2 separate regions of the Homo sapiens genome follow, and region 1 is linked to region 2. The links are chromatin loops, found by intact Hi-C in ENCODE. Cell type or tissue: endothelial cell of umbilical vein. All regions are shown on one strand. Each heading gives the region's core, and the rest is flanking DNA. Links, peaks and the distances in the headings are about the cores only.

Region 1 (6,387 bases), core at 782-5,781, 140 kb after region 2:
TATCTCTTCTTTATCTGTTGATCTTTTATTCTTTCCCTTTCAGATCACAAGTCAGCAGTATTTCTGATGCTTTTTCAGAGTTGAATGCAAAGAAAAATGCTCTTTGTTGCATCAGGATTTATAAGAGACATCTAGTATTTAGAAGGACTGTATTCATACCACAGAATTTTGTGGTTATTTTTTCCTGTTAACTTATTTAAAACCAGGTCAGGTCTAGAGTTCAAGCACCAGAATTTTGGGATAATAAAAAATAATTACATCAAAGACAGTTTGGAAAAAAAAAGACACTTCACCTTATTGTTGGCATCAACAGAACATCATGTAAGCTTTGCGATCCCTCATGCCAAAAATGTGCAAAAGGGAAGATCAACAAAATTAATTAACTAATTAATCATGATAACTAACTAGCAAATCATAGCATTGTTTTACAGGAATATTCTCACATCTTAGGAGATCTTTCACATCTCTGCACAGAGGTATCAGAGTGGTGCCTTTTAAAAGAAAGTCAGATTCTGTTGCTTAGATGTTGAAACTCCACTGACATACTTCCCATTTCACTTAGAATGAATCCCAAGTCCTTACTGTATCTATACAGCCCTGAATGCTCTGGCCCTGTTATGTCCCCAGGTGAGATGTCTGCCTCCTCCTGCTCACTCACTGTGCTAGAGCTACACCAGTTGGATCTCAATAACTATCAGCGTCACATGCACCAAAGGTGTGAGTGCTACAGAGCTTTCATGTGGCCTACTCTCTCCATCCCTTTATGACATCTGTTTGGCCCCCTGGCTTCCTCCTTCATTTCACAAGTCTCTGCTCCAGTGTCATCTCTGAGACACCTTCTCTTTTCCCCTTATCTAATGTGGCACCCCTAACTTATGCCTCCTCATTCTTGAAGTCTGCTTTATTTTTTCTCCATTTACTGTTAGCTCTAGAAAGCAAAGGCTTGGTCAGTATCGTTAGTGCTGTACACTCAGCCAGAACAGTTCCTAGCCTGTAGTTGGCTCTCCATAATTAATTGTTTAATAAATTAATGGATAAATACACTCAGTATTTAAATTTTACCTTGTTTTTTAGTAGCTTATAAAGGTTTTCAAAGTAATATTTTACTGTAGGTGAAAATTTGTGAGCTGTATATAAATATCTTCAGCAGTTAAAGAGTGATGACAATTCTGGCTCATGTAGGTTTCCTAGGAGACTGATATTTTCTTCTGTGACGAGGTTTAGTCACAGTTTGAGACTTTGCTGTTATTTTGACATCTGGACCTGGGAAACACTTATTTTCTCCTTTTGAAGGGTTTGGTTGTTTTGTAAGGGCAAGAACTTTTGTAAGACCAGTCTTGAAAAGAAGAATGGTGAAAGACTGCCTTCCAGAAATTCATTTGTAAATTGAATTGCTTCAAAATTGGAATGCTTTTCCCCATATAGACAAAGTCTCTGTACCAGTCAGGGTTCCCTAGAGGGACAGAACTAATAGGGTATATATATATATATGTGTGTGTGTGTATATTTTATATATATATATATATAATACACACACACATATATACACACACATATATATACACATATACATATACATATATATACACATATACATATATATACACACACACATACACACACATAAAGGCGAGTTTATTAAATATTAACTGGCATGATCACAAGGTCCCACAACAGGCTGTCCGCAAGCTTGAAGAGCAAGGAGAGCCAGTTCGAGTCTCAAAACTGAAGAAATTGGAGTCTGATGTTTGAGGGCAGGAAGCATCCAGCATGGGAGAAAAATGTAGGCTGGGAGGCTAGGGCAGTCTTGCGTTTTCACGTTTTTCTGCCTGCATTATATTCACTGGCAGCTGATTAGTTGGTGCCCTCCAGATTAAGGGTGGGTCTGCTTTCCCCAGTCCACTGACTCAAATGTTAGTCTCCTTTGGCAACACCCTCACAGACACACCCAGGATCAATACTTTGCATCCTTCAATCCAACCAAGTTGACACTCAGTATTAACCATCATAGTATCCATGCTGGTTAGGCTCATAGTCCAGTCTCCAGTGGCTGCTCATCCCTTAAACATTTGAAGTATTATTACTATGACTAAGTCTATACTTGAATCTCCTTCATTATATCATTTTTTGTGGGATATTTCATTGCTAATTATGGATTTCAGCATCAAGCCCCTCAGCTTCCCTCTTTTTGTGTTGCAGGGGACTGGGATTAGAAACCCTTGCACATAATATTTAAGTGTTCACATCTCTTATAACTGTGTAAAGGACCCTGAATATTCTGAAGTGATTAACACACCAACTGCACTTTTCTTTCCACTTGGAGGATTGAGTGAGAGATGGCTGAGAGTTTCTCCCACAGGAAGCTCTAGACTTGAGCCTACATAGGTAAGGATCCGTTTGTAGAATATTTGAGAATTTGCCTGTACATATAAAATAAGAACTAAAAAATTGTCAAAGATTCAAAAGAAATACTTCTGGCCCGTTCAAACTGTAATCATATCATACAAGTTAAACAGAAGCATAGGATTGACATGAAACATTGAGTTGGGAGTCAAGGGGGCTAAACTTGTTTTAAGTGACAAGCTGAGGAACGAAATGGCTGCTTTTTAGGTTTTCCAAACTTTTAGGACATTATTAGATAGTGTCTCAAACCCTGCAGCTGACCCCAGTTTTTAGGAAACATAGATTTCAGGAAATCAGTCATTTGTTTGGAGTTTGAATCTTTGCCAACACTAATTCATAGCAGATTGGAAAACAAGCTTTAGGCAATAATATGCCAAAAACTTCCTTTCATTGTCAGCCTACAAGTCTATGAGGACAGGGATTTGGGTTTATTTTGATCACGACTGTATCCCAGTGCTTAGAACTGGTGCACAGCATATACTCAAAAAGTACTTGTTGAATAATTTAGTGGGACACAGTGTGCTCCTTTCACTAAGGAAGTGAAAGAAGGGTAGTCATCTTTATTCCCATACCTGACATCAAAGACAAGAATATGTGGCCTAGGCATAGCCACAACACACACCTTTCAGGGCATTTGGACCTGGAGGGAAAGATGCAAGTCAGTTAGATAATATTCACAGAGCAATATTGGCATCAGCCCCCTGGAGCAGGGATTCCAAGTCTCCGTGTCAGTGGCTGCAGTATTCTGCAGCATCATGGCAGCAGAACAGAAACTGGTTTCTAATCAACCCTTTATTGGTTCTGGGATGTGGTTCTCACTGCACAGCCTCCGTTGGGGTCTGACCCTTTCCTAAATCTGATTTTCTGGCTTTTCTACTTAGTCTTTATGGTACCTATTATTATCATGTTACTGAATACCATATGTTAGCTCAAGTTGGCTTCTGTTGCTTACATCCAAGAATCTTAACTGATACTGGTCAGGAGATAACAAGAGATCCATAAAAATGAGGAGTTAGGATTAGGAGATTTTTTAGTCCATTTCAGCTGCTATAAGAAAACATCCTAGACTGGGTAGCTTCTGAACAACAAAAATTTATTTTTCACAGTTCTAGAGGCTGAGAAGCCCAAGACCAAGTTACTGGCAGATTTGTTGTTAGGTAAAACCCATTTCCTGGTTCACAGATGATATTTTTTCACTGTGTCCTCATGTGGTGAAAGTGGCAAACAAGCTCTCTCAGGCTTCTTTATAAGGGCAATAATCCCATTCCTGAGGGCAGATCCCCCTGATCACATCCAAAAGGCCCACCTCTTAATACTCTCACATTAATACTATCACTATATTTTTGTTGTTTAACCCTATCACCTAAGACGTTAGGAATTCAACATGAATTTGGGGGACACAAAAACACTCAGACCATATCAGAGATTAATAGGTAGCATATTTTCTATGAACTCTGAAGAAGGAAGCATAAAGGAAGCATCTTAATCTTCAGAATTGGAGAAAAGTCTAATGGGTATTTAGTAACAGGATCAGTTGGGTAAAAGTCTAGTTACTGAATCCAGGTACTAGGTCAAGGGAGGACTAGAGGAAAGTTTTACATTAAGACCGATTCATTACTTTAGTAGCCTCTATTTGAATCTGTAAGGCAAAGTGCTGGTTCCTGAGACACTTCAAATCAACATATGAACAACATTATCTTTTGCTATCATTTTCTATGATAATTAATGCCATTATCATCCCGCAGTTAACCAAGATAGAAATCCCAACATCATCTTAGGCAGCCTCCCACCTCCACCTTCTTTGGCCTATTATCCAATTAATCATCTCTCAATTCCCACTCGAACTGCCTTAGGTCAAGTAATTATCATCTCACCTCTAACTATTACAATCACTACTTAGCAAGAATTGCCGCACCCTCCGAAAACAGTTCTCAAATGTACAATGTATACTCATTAGTTCCAGAATCATTATTCTAAAACAATAATAAGATATTTTTCCCACTTTCTGAAATATTTTCATGGTTCTTTTTTTTTAATAAGTCAATAGGAACACTTTATTATGAAACTTAAAATTAAAGCTCTCATTAATTTTTGGTGGGAGGTGGGGAGTATGTGAACTATCATGGACACTTTTCAGTTTTTGACATTGCCAGAGAAATATATGGTCAAATATATTTAAATATTTTTAGTATTCATAATACATTTCTAAAATAAAAGAATCCGGCTATTGGAAATTATGAAGTGGCAAAACTTCTAAAAAATGTACTAAATTGCAGAATAGAGGTGATCTGACTAATATTAAAGTTGAATTCAATATACAATGATTTTAAAAGGATAAGAAGAATATATAATATAATGAAAAATCCAAGGTAAAACAAACCATGAAGAAATGATAGATAAAACTTTATATAACAAAGAAAATAGGATCAAAACAGTCAAGGCAAAACTGGTAGCTACACAAAGAGAAACTAGCAACATGAAAATCCTAGTGGGAATCTTTAACATGACTCTCAGAATTTGCAATTCATGCAGAAAATAAAGAATACCTTGTTCAATTTTCTTTAAGCTTCTGATGTTGCTGAGAAATTGTGTTCTTCTGTTGTAAAGTATTTTAAATGTGAACTCACTTTTTTTCTCTCTCTCTGGAAGTGTTCCAGTTCTATTTATGTTTAGTCCTGTTAATTTTAGTGATGATGTCTATTAAAGTGGGTCTTTTTTCACTGTGCTGGTCACTCAGTGGGCCCTATTCATTTTGGAAACATATCCATCAGTTCTGAAAAACTGTTTAAATTATTTATTTGATAATTTCTGGCAATACTAATGCATATTGAGTGTTCTAATCTTGTAATAATATTACTTTTTTCTGTTATTTTCATCCCTGTATTTCTGTTGTTATTTATTTGCTCTACTTCTCCTATTGAACTTGTTCTCTCATATTTTTATTTTCCAGAACCTAGTTCTTATGATTTGGATACCCTCCTTTGAAAAATTAACATCCTGTTTGTGTTTCATAGATAAAACATCTTTTCTTACTTTCCCAGTGTAGTAATTATTGGTATTTTAAAAAATTTCCTCACTGTCTGTTTTTAATTTTTTTAATTTTTAATTTGTGTGGGTACATAGTAGGTATATATAATTATGGGGTACATGAGATGTTTTGATACAGGCATGCAGTGTGACATAAGCACAACATGGAGAATGGATTATCCATCCCCTCAAGCATTTATCCTTTGTGTTACAAACAATCCAATTACATTACTTTAGCTATTTTATGTATGATTAAGCTATTACTGACTAAAGTCACCCTGTTGTGCTATCAAATAGTAGGTGTTATTATTCTGTGTTTTCATACCGATTAACAATTCCTGCCTCCCAGCCAACCACAACTACCCTCCCCAACTCTGGTTACCATTCTTCTCTCTACATCCATGAGTTAAATTGTTTTGATTTTCAGGTCCCCCAAATAAGTGAGAACATGTGATGTTTGTCTTTCTGTGCCTGGCTTATTTTATGTAACATAATGATCTCCAGTTCCTTCTACGTTGTTGAAAATGACTGAATCGCATTTCTTTTAATGGCTTAATAGTACTCCATTGTCTGTATGTACTACATTTTCTTTATCCATTTATCTGTTGATGGACACTTAAGTCTCTTCCCAATTTTAGCTATTGTGAACAGTGCTTCAACATGTGAGTGCAGATATCTCTTCAATATGCTGATTTCCTTGCTTTGGGGTATATACCCAGCAGTGGGATTGTTGGATCATATGGTAGCTCTTTCATAGGTTTTTAAGGAACCTTCAAACTGTTCTCCATAGTGTTTGTACTAATTTACATTCTCACCAACAGTATACAAGTGTTTACTTTCTCCGCATCCTTGCCAGCATTTGTTATTGCTTGTCTTTTGGATATAAGCATTTTAACCGGGGTGAGATGATATCTCATTATACTTCTGGTTTGCATTCCTCTGTTGAGCACCTTTTCA
Region 2 (6,387 bases), core at 615-5,614:
AGAATGAATTGCTCTGAGTCTGAGCAGGGATGAGGGAGAGAGGATATACATGTAGTGCCTAATATGAGATTGATGAGAGGGCTTCTTTGTGGATGTGATGTTTAAGCCCAGCCCTAAAGGATAAGTAGGAATGACCTAAATGAAGTTAGGAAAGTGGGATTGGACTTCCAGGACTCAGATACCATGCATGCAAATGTCTGGACAGGAACAAACACACAAACATGATTTGGGTGCTGTATTTCAAATGGTTGTAGCACGGACAGCAAGGCACCTCTTGGGTTCCCCAGGAAACAGACTCTAGGACAGAGATTTCAGTGGAGAAGGTTATCTGGAAGTTGTCCAAGGACAACATTCATCAGGGAGTAAAGAAGACAGGGTTGGACAGTGGGAGAAGTTGGCCTGGGATACAGTTACAATAGAGATCTCAGCAACCCTTATAGTGAGTTCTGGAGCTGGGATGGCCTTTTACATTTGTCCCAAACTGAGGTGAGCGGAAGTCCTTTTTATCCTCCACTTGCCTTGGATAAAAGTCCAGGATAGAGTAATAATGGGTGAGAGAGTTTCTTTTGGTTGATGGCACTTCTCAGAAAAGGGTTTCAGCTGTGAGCCATCAGCCACTAGCAACATCCGGTGGCTGGAGAAATGTAGGCCTGACTTGGATGGGAGTCTGGGTGGCACAGCACACCACTCACTACAACGTATGCATTTGCAGTAGATGAAGTCAGAGAAGGAAGCACATAACAGGGAATAAAAGGCCTTATAAATCACAGTTACAGGTTTTGACATTTTTTTTAAAGCAAAGGGGAGTTCCTGAAGGGTTTTAAGAAGGAGATAAATCAATATGATCGTGTTTGTACTTTTAAAAGATCACTATCGCTGCTGTGTCGATAATTGATTGTAGGGAAAGTAGGGAGACCTGGTAAAAGTTGTTGCAATCATCAAAAAGAGACATAATGAGAGTATGAATTTAAGTGAAGGTGGCAATGAAGAAAGGTAGGCTAATTAAGGAGACATAGAAAAAGCAGAATAATGGTATCCACTTATCAGTGGTATTTTATTGGATGTGGATTGATAAGAAAGATGGATAAAAATCACAGATTCTGAACCGGGAATCTGAAATAGGAAACTCGGCCAAATACAATGCTATGTAGTTTTTGTTTCCTATTCTTTCTTTCTGGCACATGGAAAACTATACTTGGCAACACCATGGCAGTTGGGAGAAACCACTCAGTGGAAGTGGAAGTGACACGTGTTACTTCTGGGATGAAGTGATGGAAATTCCTATACCATTCTTCAGTCCTTTTCTTCTTTGGCAAGAAGCAGGGAGACCGTATGTTCAGATTGTAGAGTCACAGAATCAAAATGGCTGGGAACCCTGAGTAACCCCCTGGAGCACAGCTGCTTTGAATTGTTGCTCAGTCAAGAGAAGACCTTGTATGAGCTAGAAATAAAATTTATATACTATGCTTTTGAGATTTTGGAGTTACTTGTTCTCGCAGAATAAGGTTAGCCTATTCCAAGAAATACTGAAACATAGAAGGAATTTGTATGCATGTCGTGTGTGTGTGTGTGTGTGTGTGTGTGTGTCTGTGTGTGTTTGGGGACAAAAAAGAAGGGGAGTGGAAAGGGCAAAATGTGAATTCAGTTTTAGAAATGTTGAATTTAAGATAACTGAAAAATATTTAAGTGGACGTGTCCAGTATGCAGTTAAAAATATGGGTGAAGAATTCTAAGCACAATCTAGACTAGAGACAAAATTTTTTAGAAATATCATAATCCATAAGTGAAGCCATGTGAGGGATGATTCTAAACACTCAGATGTAAAATGATCTGGGAATTTTTTCTTTTTAAGAAAGCAATGGAATTCCAGCAAGCTTTGCCCTTTGCTTTAAAAATTGCATTTACTATGCAAGTGAACCTAAATATCACCATACATTATAAAGCCACTTTCTTTTCCCCCCCCACCTCCTGAGATTGTGAGGCATCAGGGTTCCCTGCTTGAAAAGTAGAGGAGCCAACTTCAACCTCATAGAAGAGCAGAGAAGCCAAACAAGTAGTAAAAATCTGCACCTAGCTTCTGTCTCCCTTGAAGTGATCTCTCAAACTCAAATTAAGAGTTGTTTTCAAAAGTTAATCTAAAGGGGCTTTTTGGTTACACAAATGTAAAATAAACTAGTACACTATTGTACAAATCTGAATGTTGTTACTTTAGAAACAGAAGATGTAAAAGGTATTCGGTAATGGAAATTTTATATGATTGAACCAGACTTCATATTCTGCAGATTCTGTTGTTTTGGGGGGATAAAAATATGACAGAATCTAAAATGAATTCAGCTTGCATTGTGCTTGAGCTGTTGCCTATTCCTGTTCAGATAAATGTGTGTGTTACTGCTTAACAGTTAGTTGTTAGATGCCTAAACTAAGACTCTGAGTTCAGCAGCACGAGTTTTGCACCATGGTGCAAGAGATGCAGAAACAAGGAAGTACGTTGTGTTTGGCTCAACCTAATTTAGTGGTCTAAACTGTGGATGTCCTTCATACGAATAACCTAAATGTGAGAAAATATACTCAACCAGTATACTTATTATCATTTCACCCATAAACTGAGTCAAAAAAAGATAAATAACCTCTAAAAAGAGTACATCAAAAGATAAGGCTAATGCCAGAACCCACATTCAATTTTCGGATTCAAAATCCCAAACTCTCTCTTCTTGACCACACTGTTTTAAATGAGATCATTTCAGACATGTTATTTATATCTCTCTGTAATGTAAGGAATACACATCTCCACCGCCCCCCCATCCCTATTTTTTTGGTCCTTGGGGCTCTGAAACGTTTTAGAAAATGTATTAGTCTTCATTCTCACTTTATTTGCTTGTGAGAGTGGAAACACTTCTCCTTTCTCTCTTCTGGTGTTCACTAGAGCAGCTGCTCAAAATGAGTCAGCTTTCCCAGTCAGCTATGGTTCCTGCCTCATGGAGGGTAGGAAAGGACATACCATCTCTGTAATAACATGCCCAAAGTTGCCTGCTTCTGGTGAGAAACAAGGAGCCCTGTCCTTGTCTGGACCATCATGCTTTCCTCAACCCAGGTGCATCCGTCTCATGTAGTGTGTTTCATCTCATTTTCCTCATTCTGTTCTGATTGAACATCAACATTTTTGAATGGGTTGTTATCATCATCTCTGTGAGCAAATGGGATGTGAATACCCTGAGGATTCCTACTCATGAATACAAATGATTTTTTTATTCTACAAAAGGAAGAAATATGATTGCTGAATATTAATAGCCCTCTGAGAATTAGAATTTAAGATTACACAAGATCTGTTTAATGCTCTTATTATCCAAAGGTGAATGATTGGAAAGGGAGGGGCAAATCCAGGAAATAATTTGGAGAGGAAACTAATATATATTGAGTGCCTATTATGTATCTGGTATGGAAGCTTTTCAATTTATGTATTTTCAATTTATGAAGTCTCACTATTTGAGTAAAATTAGATGACAATTAAAAGTGCTCACCACCAATAAATGGGTTACTAATAATGTTAGGTTATTTTAGTCATTGTGGTTTCTTGAGTCATAGGAAGCTGCTCTCCATGTGTTACTTTCAGGGTAGTTAAGGTAATTTAATGCAAATGACCTTAAAACTGACACATGGAGAGCAGCTATGACTCAAGAAACACCTCCTACGACTCCGTGCTTGATAAGTACAAAATAAGTGCCAGGAAGAAAAGGCATGGTGGGATGGAAAATAGTGATAATTTTTATAAGTTAAAAGTGATGAGGAAATGAATAGCTGTTGTACAAGTGTATGGGATAACTCATTTTTCAATAAGAATAAATCCAAATGACATATCACAAATCATGACATTATACAGGAAGGCCCTGTGTCTGTACTATTGAAATTAATAGGGAAGAGATGAGGAAAAAGAGACTGGAAAAATGAAATTTTTGAGTAACTGCAATAGTTGTTTTTCAACTTATTTCATCTTGTTCTATACAAATGAAATCATAGATTCTTAAGATGAGATATAGAGAAGAGCTTAATTTTTATTTTTTATAATTTTTACTTCCAGGTGATTCTAATCTTCAGCCAGCATGAAAAACACTGGATTAGGAGTGCTGGAGTGAGATTATGAGTTTGCAAATGAAAGGGTTTTTAAGCATTGAGAGTGTGCTGATGACATAAATATGGGATGATTCCCCCAAGTTAGTGATGATTCCATAGGCTGAAAGCCCCTTCAAATTCTCGCATTAAAACAAGTGACAAGGCAATAGATGCTGTTATCACATGCCATGAGTTCCCTTTCACTTGTGTAGAGATCATTGAGAAAGTGTCTGATCTTATTTACACATTTGTTCTTTATTCTGTTAATGTGGTGAATTACATTGATTTTCTTTTTTTTTAACGTTCATTTTAGTTTCAGGGGGTACATGTACAGATTTGTTGTATAGGTAAATTGCATGTAACTGGGGTTTAGTGTACAGATTATTTCATCACCCAGGTGATAAACATAGTCCCTGATGGGTAGTTTTTTGATCTTCATCCTCCTCCCTTCTTTCACCCTCAAGCAGGCCCTGGTATCTGTTGTTCCCTACTTTGTGTCCTATGCACTCAATGTTTAGCTCCCACTTGTAAGTGAGAACATGTGGTATTTGGTTTTCTGTTCCTATGATTTTGAATTTGCTGAGGATTATTTTATGTACAATTGTGTGGTCAATTTTAGAGTATCTGCAATGTGCACATGAGAAGAATGTACATTCTGTTGTTTTGGGGTGTAGAGTTCTGCAGACATCTATTAGGTCTATTTGGTCAAGTGTCAAGTTCAAGTTATGGATATCTGTTAAGTTTTCTGCCTCAATCATCTACCTAATACAGTCAGTGGAGTATTAAAGTCTTCCCACTGTCATTGTGTACTTATCTAAGTCTCTTCATAGGTCTCTAAGAACTTGTGTTATGAATGTGAGTGCTCCTGTGTTAGGTGTATACATATTTATGATAGTTAGGTCTTCTTATTGAATGGAGCCCTTTACCATTATGTAATGCCCTTCCTTATGTTTTTTGATTTTTGTTGGTTTAAAGTCTGTTCTGTCTGAAATTAAAGTAACAATCTCTGCTGTTTTTCTGTTCTCCATTTGCTTGGTAGATTTTTCTCCATCCCTTCACTTTCAGCCTATGGGTGTCAGTGTATATGAGAGAGACTGTTGAAGACAGCATACCCATGGGTCTTGTTTCTCTATTCATCTTGCCACTCTGTGATTTTTAATTGGGGCATTTAGCCCATTTACATTGAAGGTTAGTGTTAATATATGTGGATTTGATCCTATTATGTCGTTAGTTGGTTATTATGCAGATTTGTATGGGAGGTTGCTTTATAGTGTCACTGGTCTCTGCATTTCAGTGTATTTTTGTAGTGGCTGGTAATAGTCTTTCCTTTCTATGTTTAGCATTCCCTTCAAGACTTCTTGTAAGGTAGGTATGGAGGTAACAAATTTCCTTAGCATTTGCTTGTCTGAAATATTTCTGCTTTGTTTAAGAAGCTTTGTTTGCCTGGATATGACATTATTTGTTGGGACTTCTTTTCTTTAAGAATGCTGAATATAGGCCCACAATCTCTTCTGGCTTTTAGGTTACTACTGAAAGGTCCACTGTTAGCCTGATGGGGTTCCCTTTGTAGGTGACCTGCCCCTTCTACCTGGGTGCCTTTTTTCTCTCATTTAAACTTTGAAGAATCTGATGACTATGTGTCTTGAAGATGGTCTTCTTATGTAGTATTGCACAGGGGTTCTCTGCATTTCCTGAATTTGAATGTTGGCCTGTCTAGCAAGGTTGGGGAAATTTTCATGAATGAAATCTTGAAATATGTTTTCCAAGCTGTCTAGTTTATCTCCCCGTCTTTCAGGGATGCCAATGAGTCATAGATTTGGTCTCTTTACATAGTCCCATATTTCTGGGAGGTTTTGTTCTTCTTTATTGTTTTTTCATTATTTTTATCTGACAGTTATTTTGGAGAATTGGCCTTCAAGTGCTGAGATTCCTTCCTCAGCTTGGTTGATTCTACTGTTAATACTCACAATTATATTCTGAAATTCTTGAAGTGAGTTTTTCAGCTCTATCAGATCAGTTTGGTTCTTTTTTAAAATGGCCACATCATCTTTCAGCTCCTATATCATTTTATTATATTGGTTAGAATCCTTGGATTGTGTTTTGACTTTCTCTTGAATCTTGAGCTTCCTTCTTACCCACATTCTGAATTCTATTTCTGTCATTTCAATGATTTTGGCCTGGTTAAGAACCGTTGTTAGGGAATTAGTTCTGGGGAACTTGTTTTGAGATAAGAAGACATTTTGGCATTTTAAATTTCCAGAGTTCTTGTGATGCTTTTTT

Evidence for each region. Hi-C counts contacts between places; a loop is a spot of excess contacts. Peaks named below come from ENCODE experiments on the same cell type or tissue, not always from the same donor. Only the 100,000 strongest peaks of a DNase experiment are listed, where the experiment ranks them.
Region 1: it touches region 2 in a loop (2.5-fold over the local background); 2 of 110 quality-filtered maps call a loop at or near these places.

The regions. Positions count from the first base shown.
Region 1 is chr6:54,428,916-54,435,302 of GRCh38, forward strand. No RefSeq gene overlaps it. Among named protein-coding and RNA genes, the nearest start is that of TINAG-AS1, 64 kb to the left of the region's middle. In endothelial cell of umbilical vein, for the core only: no CTCF peak of the experiment used is centred there; a DNase peak (open chromatin) is centred at 2,736; H3K27me3 peaks cover 426 bases.
Region 2 is chr6:54,288,332-54,294,718 of GRCh38, forward strand. No RefSeq gene overlaps it. Among named protein-coding and RNA genes, the nearest start is that of TINAG, 17 kb to the right of the region's middle. In endothelial cell of umbilical vein, for the core only: no CTCF peak of the experiment used is centred there; DNase peaks (open chromatin) are centred at 3,020 and 3,630; H3K27ac peaks cover 2,848 bases.